Regions from separate parts of the Mus musculus genome. Here region 2 is linked to region 1. A link is a contact called in ENCODE Hi-C or POLR2A ChIA-PET data. All regions are on one chromosome and are shown on one strand. The core of a region is the stretch at or near the end of the contact, and the rest is flanking DNA. Distances in the headings are between cores, read along the strand shown.

The links. A loop is a pair of places that touch in the nucleus more often than their neighbours do. ChIA-PET counts read pairs that join two places held with the same protein, here RNA polymerase II (POLR2A).
Region 2: a map of regulatory T cell shows a loop between it and region 1 (2.2-fold over the local background). The contact joins two enhancer-like sites. A Hi-C loop is called at or near these places in 1 of 37 maps with a recorded cell type or tissue (regulatory T cell). POLR2A ChIA-PET finds 5 or more read pairs at or near these places in 1 of 5 experiments (embryonic stem cell).

The regions. Positions count from the first base shown.
Region 1 is chr10:58,870,100-58,872,611 of GRCm38, forward strand. All of the region lies in intron 1 of Sh3rf3 (SH3 domain containing ring finger 3), which reads left to right. Among named protein-coding and RNA genes, the nearest start is that of Sh3rf3, 58 kb to the left of the region's middle. Within about 2 kb of position 1,258, at least 1 of the 3 ENCODE cell types and tissues checked has a DNase peak (open chromatin) inside an H3K27ac peak, as active enhancers do.
Region 2 is chr10:58,912,693-58,915,204 of GRCm38, forward strand. The region is part of intron 1 of Sh3rf3 (SH3 domain containing ring finger 3); the gene reads left to right. Among named protein-coding and RNA genes, the nearest start is that of Sh3rf3, 100 kb to the left of the region's middle. Within about 2 kb of position 1,256, at least 1 of the 3 ENCODE cell types and tissues checked has a DNase peak (open chromatin) inside an H3K27ac peak, as active enhancers do.

The sequences.
Region 1 (2,512 bases), core at 8-2,507:
TCCCATGTGTTCAGTGCATGTTTGACTTAGGGCACTTTTGACTTGAGGTATACCCTCTGAGCAATTGGGGACCCACCAGCTATAGCTCCACCTTATATAAGCTGACCACAAGCCTGCTTTCTCTCAAGTCCCTACAGTGGTCAGATGCCACAGTGTGAGAATCGCTGTTCTAGAAGTCTCCTAAATTCTGTTTCTTCAGGCATTGGCTCTTTGAAGAGACCAGGTGTTTTCTTTCTTTCTTTTTTTTTTTTTTAAATAGAATGTCTCACTTTCTGAATTTGTTGGTCATTTCTTTGGGCTGTTCTTATCCTTTCTGTAAAGTGTCACCTGGGACAGAAGTTAAGTTTAACCCTGTTCAGGTATCTTCGAAGCCTTCCTCTGGGTAGAAAACAGAGCTGAACTGATGGGCATATGGAAAAATAAACTCTAAGAGTGGAGAAGAGCTGGTTTCCCTGACAGCAGAGCTGTGTAACGTGTGTGTTACTGGAGCAGGTGGCCAGCTGTTACCCCGTGAGTGCTGCGGGGTAGGTGTATGGTGGTATCTCAGCAGAATGCCAGGCTTTGAGGGCTGAAAGGCAGCCCATTGTCCCTGGAGTGTGCCCCACCTGAGATGTCTGTGAGAGTCAGAGATGATAAGAAGGCTCCTGTGTTTGTGTGTGTACGTGCACACACATGTGCCTCTGAGTGGGTGCATGTGTGTGTATGTGTGTGTGCAGGTGTGCACATACGTGTTCAAGTGTTCATGTGTGTACATGTGCACATGTATGTGTGTGTCTGTGTGTGTATACACACACATGCCTCTGAGTGTGTGCAAGTGTACATGTATGCATGCGTGTGTGCATGCAGGTGTGCACATGTGAGTATGTGTTGTGTGCATACCTTATGTGTATGCAAGTATGCATGTGTGTACATGTGCGTGCGAGGGTGTGTGTTTAACATTTCTGAGACTTGGGTTGAAATTCCCCACTCTCTATTTTTTTCATGGAAATCAACTGTAAGGTTATGAGTTATTTGTTGCTTAAAAGAAAAAAAATGTAGGGATGCATTTGTCTTTATTCTGTATCATACCTGGAGTTATCACAGTTCCTTTTCAAAAGTGTTTTAGGGTTAAAGAGCATCCGAGAGCCATGGGTAAACAGCAGCGTACACTCCTGAGACGGCTCTTCTAGCTCTTTTGGTGTTTCACTAGGAATTACAAGTGTGTGCATGCGTGGGTGGCCAGCACCTCCAGGGAGGATCTCCCTGGAGATTCTCCTTGGTGTGAAATATTCTGGGCACTTGGCCGGGTATTTTTAACTCCAGGTTCTACAGGAAAGGGAACAAAGGATTGTTTAACTCTGGCTGCTCTGGCACTAATAAGATCATCCTTCAGGCCCATCTGTGGGCCTTTGCTTATTTCTGTGTTAGTAAGTCTCTCTGAAATAAACATGGGCATGCATGTACCGGACTGAGCGCTGTGTCTGCAGGGAGAGAAAGCAGCCGACTAACCCTAAGGCATCCTTTTAGAATCTGTCCTGGCTCCTTTGCAAGAACAGGCTGGTAGAGCTGGGTAGGCACTGGAAGGAAGTCTGCATGTGCTGACAGAGGCTGACATACAGGCTGAAGATGTGATGTTTGAGAAGCCTGGGTGTCAAGTTTAATGACCACGCTGTCATCCTGTGTAAGCGGAGGGGGCCATTTACATTGGTTCATTTTTATGAACTGAAATGATTGTTTCTGAGTAACATTGCTTGTATGGTAATCATTAAAATAAGCTGTGTCGATGAAATAGTTTATCTCCGATGTATGCCAATTTAAAGATGTCTTCTGTGTTTTTTTTTTTTTTTTTTATTTCAGGGGAAGGAAGCAGGTTGCCATGGAAATGGTATAGGGGAAAAAAATGACAAGCAAGAAAGCTTAGCAGTTTTGGATTTGGAAATATTTGTGACGTAGGTAACTATGTATGTAATAATGTTATACAGCAGAGCCATCTGCCTTTGGAAGGATGTGTGTCACAGGCTTTTATGGGAAAGCATTTTTATTAGAAGCACAATTTGGGCTATTTTTGGTATTTGTGGGCTATTAAAATGTGGAAATTGTGAGCAAGAAAGATGCAATGGAATCCTAAACTTGTTTCCAGAATGCAATTGTCATATGCCATTACATGTCACAGAGAGAGTCTGGAAAGCTGTTTTGATCTAGAAAGCGCAGATCCAGGAAGATGTCTGTCCTGAGTCGAGTATTTAATAAGCTAGCATCGCCTGGACCCTGACTAATGAGCACCCTGACCACTGAGAGTGGTGCCCTTGTTCCTTTTATTAAACTATACCACACTGTTGGGAAGCACTTAGACAAAGCAACTCCCCTTTCCATCTCTCCCCATTTCCCCTCAGCTAATTTCACCACGTTGCTGTAATTTGAATTTTTTTTTTAAAATAACATGTAGTTAAGCATATTCCCTCCCTCCAGTTTAGAACCCTGGTGGGATTTAAAAGAAAAGAGAAACTTTCTTGAGAGGCTTAATAAGTGAATT
Region 2 (2,512 bases), core at 6-2,505, 43 kb after region 1:
GTGGCAGGGGGAGCTCAGGGAGCTACTGCCACCACACTCCCAGGTCTACAGGACAGACAATTTAGTGTCCTGGTTCTTGGTCTTGTTTGCCTGGTCTCTCCACTGTTCTCTATTGATATCCCCACAAAAGCCAGAGGCTGGGTTATTTCATAAAGAAAGGTTTCCTTATTTTAGTTTTTGAGGCTAAAATCCAAAATTTACCCTGCATGTCTAATTTCTGCTGAGTCCCCACCCCAACTATATCACATGGTGCATGTGGCATTGTGGTGGGAATGCATGGAAGAGGGAGAGTTTACATAAGACAAGAATAGGAAGTAATCAGGGGTCAGGCTCACTCCTTTATAGCATTTTGCTCTCTAGTGAGCCAACCAAGGTCTCAAAGAATGCTTTAAGTCTGTCCAGGGACAGATGCCTGAATGTCTTAAACTTCTCCTTCCAGGCCCTACCCCTCACAGGTCCATGTCAATATCATTACTGAAGGTCAAGTTTCAGGCCCCTGACTCTGTGGGGGCAATATTCAAACCCTATCCAAATGTAGCACCTGTTAATGTCCCTGAGACCCTGAGCCCTAGCCCTGATGGACTCAGTGGGTTCCTTGGCTTGCCCACATATCCCATCCAGACCCTCGAGCAGAGGAAAGGCCAGTGCAGGTGGAGCATGGTGATGCTGCCTGTGTCCTCTGATACTAAGGCTTGGTGATATTGATGATGTTAAAGGGGGCATAAAAAACAAATGGGTAGATTCAGATGCTTTTTATATACATATACACACACATACACATATAGATTGACAACACTGAGTCTCAAAGCTGAAGTCATATATTTCTGATGTTTGTCTTTTCCTTGCTGATAAATGCATAATGCAGCATAGTTATGATGGAAACCTTGAGATGGTACTGATGCTCAGAGGTAGCTCCACCACCAGGTTAAAGTTTTTCCCTTTAATATTCATGGTGCTCCTGCCTCACATAACAATGTGCCACAGGGCGATGTTTGGGATTTTGAAAGGAGTGATCTTTGCAAGCCTACACCTCACAGGGTGGAGAGGGAACGGTACAGATAAGTGGCTGTCCTTTCTTTGTCCTGGAAGAACTTCTGTGACAGAGTCAGACTCCTGCATTCTCATTCCTGACTTATTGACAGAGAGAGAATGCCTGTCACCAGACCAGGGATGGTGGCAGCAGGAACGTTAGCCGAGCTTCTTGCTCCGGTGAGAACCGGGGAGGTGGCTTCCAGTGAACATTGCTATTTCTAGAAAATACTGATATTGCTTCTTAGCTCTGCTGGGGTTTTCTTGCCCAGTGACTAAGCGTGAATATCTCTTCCTCTTCCTACTCTTAAGCCATCTTCCCTCTCTGCTGATTTCAAGTACCAAACATGACTGGAAAAAAAAATCAGTGAAATGATTCCTAATGATATTCCGCTATACTGACAGGTCAGTTATCATCAGAGAGGCTTCATCCAGCAACTGATGGGAGCAGATGCAGAGACCTATAGGCAGAGCCAGGGAAACCCTGGAGAAGAAGGGGAGAAAGGATTGTAGGAGCCAATGGCATTGGGGACACCATGAGAACTTGGCCTACAGAATCAACTAAGCAGGGTTCATCGGGGATCATGGAGACTGACGTGACAATAACACACCCTCTATTGGTCTGAGCTAGGTTCTCTGCATATCTGTTATGGTTGTGTAGCTGGGTTGTGGAACTCCTAACAGGGGTGTCTCTGACTCTTTTGACTGCTCTCGGGACCCTTTTCCTCCTACTGGGTTGCTGCATCCAGCTTGATATGAGAATTTGTGCCTAGTCTTATTGTAACTTGTTATGCTGTGTTCAGTTGCTATCCCTGGGAAGCTGTTTTTTGTTTGTTTGTTTTGTTTTAAGGGAAACAGGAGGAATGGATCTGGGGCAGAGAGGAGTAGGGAGGGCTGGGAGGAGTGGAGGGAGGGGAAACTATGGTCTTTATGTCATGTATGAGAGACACATAGATGATGATGATGATGATGATATTCAGATCCCTAGTGTCCCATTGCTGAAAAAAAAAATGTCACTAGTACTAATAGTGACACCAGGACCACCTGCAAAAACATGTGCCACCAGAGTGGATAGGGCCTTCCACATCACTCATTAATCAAGACAACATCCCACAGACTTGTCGCCTATAGGCGAATCCTAAGGAGGAAGTTCCTCAGTTGAGACCGCTCTCTTCCCAGATATGTCTGGGTTTGATGGAAACCATGCGGCACAGCTGCTAAACCACCTGGTCTGTCCTGAGTTTATAGAAGGAGACACCAGAGCCCAGCAGACATTTTTCAGAATTAATGGCTCCTACGTGGTGGCTGGGGAAGACTTGCCCTCTGCCTGGGCTTTGTCGTCTCTTTCTCACAGGCTCAGTCTCACTCAGAGGCTCCTTGGGTGTTGAAAGTTAAGGTCAGCCAGTTTGGGTAGTTAATGCCCAACCCCAAGGAATACCCTTGAGGAGTCTGAGTTAGGCTGGAGACCCCTAGGCCACCTCCC